Linked DNA regions of Mus musculus: all the other regions are linked to region 2. The links are chromatin loops, found by intact Hi-C in ENCODE. Cell type or tissue: heart. All regions are shown on one strand.

Evidence for each region. A loop is a pair of places that touch in the nucleus more often than their neighbours do. Peaks named below come from ENCODE experiments on the same cell type or tissue, not always from the same donor. Only the 100,000 strongest peaks of a DNase experiment are listed, where the experiment ranks them.
Region 1: a loop joins it to region 2, with 5 times the contacts of the local background. A loop is called at or near these places in 7 of 42 quality-filtered maps.
Region 3: it touches region 2 in a loop (2.2-fold over the local background); 2 of 42 quality-filtered maps call a loop at or near these places.

The regions. Positions count from the first base shown.
Region 1 is chr1:177,635,867-177,638,366 of GRCm38, forward strand. No RefSeq gene overlaps it. Among named protein-coding and RNA genes, the nearest start is that of 2310043L19Rik, 5.8 kb to the right of the region's middle. In heart, no CTCF peak of the experiment used is centred here; a DNase peak (open chromatin) is centred at 1,385; H3K27ac peaks cover 399 bases.
Region 2 is chr1:177,440,353-177,442,852 of GRCm38, forward strand. It overlaps Zbtb18 (zinc finger and BTB domain containing 18), which reads left to right and starts at 1,999. Exons shown (of 2, transcript NM_001355099.1): 1 at 1,999-2,243. In heart, CTCF peaks have their summits at 1,242 and 1,444; a DNase peak (open chromatin) is centred at 1,729; H3K4me3 peaks cover 2,296 bases; H3K27ac peaks cover 1,802 bases.
Region 3 is chr1:176,813,360-176,815,859 of GRCm38, forward strand. It overlaps Sdccag8 (serologically defined colon cancer antigen 8), which reads left to right and starts at 1,301. Exons shown (of 18, transcript NM_029756.3): 1 at 1,301-1,696. The coding sequence starts at 1,630. It also overlaps a transcript of Cep170 not described here. In heart, no CTCF peak of the experiment used is centred here; DNase peaks (open chromatin) are centred at 222, 792 and 1,352; H3K4me3 peaks cover 2,353 bases; H3K27ac peaks cover 1,986 bases.

The DNA.
Region 1 (2,500 bases), 200 kb after region 2:
CCTTTGAATCCGTGCTTCATGTCTCAAGATTTAATGAGGTGCCACCTCAGCATCCTCATGTGCAGAGTCACCAGGTCACCCTCAAGCAGAAAGGACCAGTCCCAAGAGAAACGGCAGTCCGAAGCAGTGCAAGTTCTTGGCCAGTGACCAGGTAGCCCAGGGAGTGGTGCTACCGCTTTCAGAATGAATCTTCCCTCCTTGGTTAAACTCACTCCTTCCCACAAGAGACCCAGACTCCCAGTTTATTATATACTCTCACAGAAGTACCCAGAGACTTGTCTCCTAGGAGATACATCAGGTTGGTGGTGAAAGTGACCAACACTCATCCATCTTCTAGTCCACCGCCCAACCTGACCTTCTGCTTTCTTTCCCATGGGCCAAATTATAATTCATTGGGAGGTTGGGCTGCTCAGGAGTCAGAATATCAAAAACTGGGAGCCTGGAATCCTATATGAGTTTTGTTTCCCCAAGTCCCCACGGGAGTGGCAGAGTAGTCTGGAGCAGAAATTAGCTGCCGACACATGTGAGGCTCAGCTGTGCATCCATCTGAGTGAGGACACACTTGGAGGAATGCTTCCCCTCTGGTTGCATGGACATCTCTTTGTTTCCTTTACATGGCTCCAAGTGCCCCAAACACCTCCTGCTCAGGAAGGTAACTCAGCAGCTCATTAGAGTCCTCTGCCTAACACATATCTTGAAGATAAAACATGGACACGTGGTGTCTGGCTTGTCCAGAACAATCCTGAGGGAAGTTCTAGAATGTGCACAGAAGAGATCTGGGCAGCTGTGTCAGAATGACGAGGAGGAGACGCGAGGTGACCTTACTCCACCCCACCAGAAACCAACCTTTGCAGGCCTGCGCCTGTCTCTCCCGTGTTGGCGCTCTGTCTCTGGTGGACTCCACCGTACCAGCCCAAGCTGCAGCCAATGCCCACAGGGAGACTCTCCCTGGGTGAAGTCCAGAGCTTGCAGGAGCTGCTCTGTCTGGTTTTTAAGAGAGAGGCAAACATGTAACAGGAAACAAGGAGACTGTCTCAGAGCAGGATCAAAGGAAGGGTAAGAGGCGGGGATGGCTGCCGGGTCTTCACAGAAATCAAGCACTCCAGTCACGTTCTCAACAAGTGACTTTCCATCCCTGTGGACTGGCCTGTGCGGATCGCCGAGACTGTCCCTCAAGCATCAGGAAAAATACAGGCCCACAGACAGCAGTGTTTGCTGGCATCAGTTCTATCCCGACTGGGGTTCCTCCCTGAAGCTCCCCACACTGGTTCCTCTGTTCCAAGCTGAGCATGAGAACTTGAGTTCCTTGATCCATTGAAATCCACCCTTCTCGTCTGGGTGCTCCCCAGTCCCCACCGAGTGCCAGGATACTATCCTCACTGGAGCAAAGGTAACAAAGCAGCCTTTTCCTCAGGAAATCCCTCCTTAATTGCTCCAAACCAGTTTCCCTTCCAACACAATACATTTTCCTTCATAGCGCCTAATAGAAGTATAATTAACCAGCCAGTCAAGTTGGGTGCTGCACGTCCATTTAGCGTTTGCCTCTCTGCCATCTTCGGAGGTGTTGTGTGGTGGAGCGGTTCATTACCGGCTGAGCTGTTCTCTGTTTACAGGAACAGACACTGGTACTCAGTAGGCTCCCAGTGTCTGCTCACTGAATGAATCCATGAAGGATGTCATTAGTCCCCCAAGGGCATGTAGTCACCTAGGAAGCAAGGGCAGGGCCCTCCAGCTCTGGCTGTTAAGTCATCCCCAACATAGCTTAGTGACTGGCAAAGACTCAGGAATCTAGCCGGGATACCGTACCTGCCACTTACGACTGTGTGACATTGAGAAAGTTGTAATGTCACTCTGTTCCTCAGTTGTCCTATCTGTGAACTGGGTAGAGCGAGAGTGCCCACTTCGCTGACTCATTGAGTATAAGGGATTTAGCACAGTATCTGGCAGGTGCTGAACTTGCTTCCATTCTCCTGCGAGGCCCAGAAAAGAAAGTAAATTGAATGCTGGCAAAAGTGGCAGAGGGGGGGCTGGTGAGATGGCTCAGTGGGTTGGAGCACCCGACTGTTCTTCCGAAGGTCCAGAGTTCAAATCCCAGCAGCCACATGGTGGCTCACAACCATCCGTAACAGGATTTGACCCCTCTTCTGGAGTGTCTGAAGACAGCTACAGTGTACTTGCATATAATAAATAAATAAATAAATCTTAAAAAAAAAAAGTGGCAGAGGGATAGCTGGGAGGGTTTTGACTGGAAAGGAAGCCTCGAGGGAAAACATCTCGCTGAGCATTTGTCAGGCAAGTATAAACAAAGCCCAGGCAGGGGCAGACCACAGAGTGCCTCTCTTGACCAGTCTAACTAGAGAGGAAAGAATCTCTTTGAAATAGATGAGATTGTGATGTTTTCATTAAATATTCACAAATTTGTAGAGTGGAGGATGCTGCCCTACCATAAACTCAACTTCATACAATGTAGAGTCACACACACACACACACACACACACAC
Region 2 (2,500 bases):
CTATTTATCAAGAGGTTTGTTAACCCCTTATTGTTAGCTTTTAATTGGTGAAACATGGCTTTATAAATATAAACATCTTTTTCCTTTTATCCTCTTGAATTCTCCATGAAACATATAGATTTCTTTTTATGTTTCTTTCTTTTTCTTTCTTTTTTTTTTTTTTTTAAGTATTTCATTCATCTAGAATACTGGTAGGCACATGAGGTGGCTCAAGCCTTTAATCCCAGCCCTTGGGAGGCAGAGGCTGGCAGATCTGTGTGAGTTCAAGGCCAGCTTAGTCTACATGTGAGTTCCAGAACAGTAAGGACCATCTAATGCAGAGACCCTGTCTCAAACAGCCAAATCAAACTACAACAAACACCACCTGTAAACTCCCAAAATGTCTAAACAAATTGAGAGTGGGTCTTTCTTCTGGGAAGCACGGGGGGGGGGGGGGTAAGAAATTCGGGTTGAATCTGAGGATGCCCCTGAGGCCCGCCCTCCCCCCCCCGCCCTCCCCCCCCCCCCCCGCCCCCATCCATCATGAGGATTTAAGAGATTTGAGGAAAGAGTAGAAACCATTACTGTTTCCAACAGAATATCAAAGTTTTGGGAACTTGGCGTAGTATGTGTGTTCATTAGCAATTCAATATGTCTGATTTGCCCACACAATTACTTTCAACTTCTTTACTAGTTTGTCCTGGAAGAAAGAGAAAGCAGATTTTGCTCAGCTGCAAGGTTTCCTGGTGAGTTGGTTAGCAACCAGGCTTGCCAGTCAGCGTTCACATAGCAAACAGTAAACACATTTCATTTAGACAATTACTAGTGTGTTGACTTCCTCGCTATGCACTTTTCTTATTGTCTTGAATCATTCTCTCCCCTGCTTGTTACTCAACTTTTTACTTGTGTGTTATTCTTGCCTTCCATTATCTTGAGGGCAGAAATTTTCTACATTTCCTCTTTGCTGGTTAGGCACAAAGAACAGGTAAGGAAGAAGTTTATCTGAAGGGAGAGAGGTGCAACACAAAATAAGGTCTCTCCCTTCCTTACAAAGCCGTGGCTCCTTACGCACCAATTAAGGAACAGACTAAAGCGTCTACAAGTATCAATCTCACTGGAAAGGTCTAAGACTGGTCTCGGGGCAGTGTCTTTGCTTGTCACGGAGAGTACAGACGGGACGCGGGGATCGTGAAAAGAAACGCAGCTGCAACTTGAACAGAGGACGCCGGGGAAAGGCGCCTCTCACAGCCGCTAGGAGCTTGTAGCTCGCATGCACCTGGCGACCGACTCGGCAGGCCGGAGGCGGCGCGTCCCTGAGGAGAACGGGGCCTGGGCGAGCACCGCAGGAGGGCCAGACCCAGCGGCCCCAGGCTGGCCCTGGCCAGCTGCGGCCCCGCGCGCTCGGCCTCCCCGGGACACCTGCCCCGAGAAAAAGTATACTTATGGCCGTCGCGGTGCACGCGGACTCGCTCGCTCCACACCCCCAGAGCGCGCTTGTCTCCAGCCGGGAAGCAGGCCCCTCCCCGCGCAGCTGTCGCCGCCGCCTGCGGGCTCCTTTCACTTTCTCACGGCCAAGTCACCCAGAGGGGAGCCACTGCCGCCGCTACTGCCGCCGCCGCCGCCGCCGCGGTCCGCGAGCTCCGCCCCTCCCCGAGAAGACCACGCCCACCCAACAGTCGCCGTCTGCGATTGGCGCGCGCAAGCGGCAGCTCCTGACCGCCACTCCTATTGGTCGAGCTGCCCCGTCAGTCCCGCCGCTTCTCCGCCCTCCCGGAACACCGCGCTTCTACTGGGCGCCACCGAGGCCGGGGGCGGGCCAGAGACCGGGGCCCGCCGCTTTCGCTCAATCGCTGAGCGGCCGGCAAGGGGCGGCCCGGTCGGGCGGGGCCACATCTGGGCCGCGCCGCCGCGTGCGTGCGTGTGCGTCGTCCGCCCCCCGCCCGCGCCCCGCCCGCCCCGCCCCCCGGCCCGGCGCCGCGCTCGCCCGCCCGCCCGCCCGCTCCCGCCCGTGCGTCTGGCAGGCTGCGGCCGCCGCTGGGCTGCTGCCATGGGGAGCCGTTGAAAGAGTGGGGCCCTGTGGCTCGGCCGCGCGCCTCAGGCTGCCAGCGCGGGCGGGGGGCGGCGGGGGCGCGCGGGGCCCGGGCCGGGGCCGGCGGGCGGGCGGGGGCCGGCGGAGGACGCCCACAAGTCCAGCGGCGGCGGCGGCGGCAGAGGAGGAGGAGGAGGAGGACGCGGCGGGGACGCGGCGACTCGGGCCGCTCCGTGTGAGTCCCCGCGCCCGCCCTGCCCCGCTGCCGACCGTGGGCTCCCGCCGGGCGGAGTTAGTTAGTGTGGCGGAGGGCAGGCGGTGCGGGCTCGCCTCGCCTCGCCTGGCCGCGCTCCCCGGCCGGTGCAGCTGCGGCGCGGGGCGGACTCGGTGCAGCTGCGGCGGCGCCTCCCGGTGCGGAGGGCGGGCGGGCGGGCGGGGGAGGGGGCCGGGCCGCCGCAGCTGCAGCGCCCGGGACGGCCGCGGCTCCGGGGC
Region 3 (2,500 bases), 630 kb before region 2:
GAAGCCACTCGCTCCTCCCGTGGGTTTACTACCGAGCTGGAGGCTACGTGGTGTGCTGTCGCCCGGCAGCCTGCGTGACAGCACGTCTTCCACGCCCTCCCAACGCCATCTGAAGGCTAGTCGTCCGTCACCCCCTCCTCACCGCCGCCACCCTCCTCACACCCCGAAACCAACCCTACAAAAGGGATGGGCGCCCTGGAAAACTCCCTTGCCCAGCGGCAGCGCAGCCATTCCTTAGACGCTCCGCCCGCAGCGTTCCCAGGCAGCTCAGGCGGCGGCTACACAAAGCGGGAGTGAACAGAAGAGGACCGGGCGCACTGAAGGGAAGCCGGCCCTGTGCAGCCGGCCGCAGCCCATGGGGGAGGGGAGGGAGGGGACGGGAGGGCGGCGGCCGCGCGGGGCGTCCCGGTGGCGCCCCTCGCCCTCCAGGCCCGCACTCCATCCCGCCGCGGGCCGCGCCCAGGCCCCGGCCCCGGCCGCCGGAGCTATGGATGTGCAGAATCCCGGGCCATGCCGACCCCGAGCGCATCACTTACCCCTCACCGCAGAGAGGGACCGGACCGGGAGGCGGGGCGCGGCGCGTCCCGTCTGTCTCTGCCACGCTGTCCTCCCCCCACCCCCTCGCCGTTGTCGTCGTCGTCGTCGCCGCCGCCGTGGAGCTGGGGGCCCCTCGGTTCCGCTGGGCAATAACGTTATTCCACACACGCCCCACACATAGCGGGAACGGCAGCGAACGGCAGCTCAGTGCGCAGGCGCCTCGCAAAGGGCAGCGAGCCAGGTCCTCTCCCTCCTCCAGCCAGGGCCCAGCGATGCCTCACTGCGCAGGCGCCAGACCCAGACAATGAAAGGGGGCTTTGCAGAGGGTCTCACCCACACGCTCTCGCAGCTGCCCACTGCGCAGGCGTGCCCTCAAGACAGTCTTGAACAATAAAGAGCCGCTTGGCTGGAGTGGGACCGCAACCAACCAGGACTACGATTCCCAGCGGGCAGCGCGCCAACTCCACGCGGAGGGCGGGGCTCTGAGCAGGCTAGGAGTTGCAGTGTCCGTCACTTTCACAGTTTGGCTGTTTGGAAGATTTACACTTCATTTTCTAGAGAAAAACAGTTTTGACAGAACTCCTAACTAAAACCGAGTTTGCAGTGAATGCTTGCGAGGGCTCAGGGATCAACTCCACACCGGCCCGTTTTGAAGAGTCTTAAGTCCTTCACCGGGCCGGTTCTGTCAGCGAGTCTATCCAGCTGGCTGAGGATGGCAGGACAGCGGGACTAATCCAAGCGATGCAAAAGGGAAAGGGCGCGGCGCGCCAACCCGTCTCTTGGCAACAGCCTCAGGCCGCTAAACTGTCGGAGTGGCGCTCCGAGCGCATAGCCCTCTGGGAAGCGTAGTATAGCTGGAAGGCTCATAGGACTCTCGAGGCTGCAGGCTTTAAGCCTGAGAACTACAATTCCCGACGTTCACCATGAGGGCCAGGGGGTAGGAAGAGCCCCTAGGAGCTCGGTCCGGGGTTCCTGGTTCCCTAGTGACAGCAGCGACAGGAAGCAGGCAGGCATCCCCTCATCCCCAGCGCTAGGCCTGTCCTCGGAGGGGTGCACTGGATACTTTCCCGCATAACTCCCATCTCTGACCCCATGGCGAAGTCCCCAGGGAACTCTACCCTGGAGGACAGTCTGGGGCAATACCAACGGAGTCTCCGGGGTGAGTTGCTCCGAATCTCAGTGCCTAGTAGCTCTTAGGTACCACGGGCAATAGTGGGTTGTTTTTTGTTTTTTTGTTTTTGTTTTGTTTTGTTTTTTCCAGAGACTTTCCTTGAGCACTAGCCAGGCTGTGGAGGAAGACGACCGATGTTGCTCTGACCTTATGGATGAAATCTTTTAGTTTTGTTTTTAGGATTAAGCAGCATTATCCTTATCCTTGTGGTTGGTTACCTGACCCAACAAGGAACCTACATCTTGATTTAAGTGTCTTATCAACCAGTGCCAGCACAAACTCATGGGCAGCTCCATGCCACTTTTACCCTGTTGCCATACTGTTGCTGTTTAATTCAATAAATTCCTTATTTATATTTCTTACACATGCAAATTCTGGTGTAGTATAGCAAATCTGACGTATAAGTCCAGAAAGAAAACACTAATAGTTATTTGAAATAATACAATATCTACTGATCTACATTATTTTCATATAGCAAAGTATTTAAAACTTTATCTCACTAATGACTCCATTTTACTGGTCAGGAAACCAAAGCCAAAACTCACACAGCTGGTTGGTAGCGGCAAAGGCATGTACAGAATTCAGGCCTATCCACCTTCAAAGCCTATGCCTTTCTTATTAATCAAGTAATAATTACTATAATCGAAGCCTAGCTTAGTTAATTCAAGTTTTCTGAGCAAAGAACCAGAAGAATAATTATCTGGCAAAGTGCTCTCCATACTCATAGCTAGCTAGCTCTGTTCTTTTGACCACATGTGAAATCTCCGGAAACTTGAGACTTTGTTATAGTGA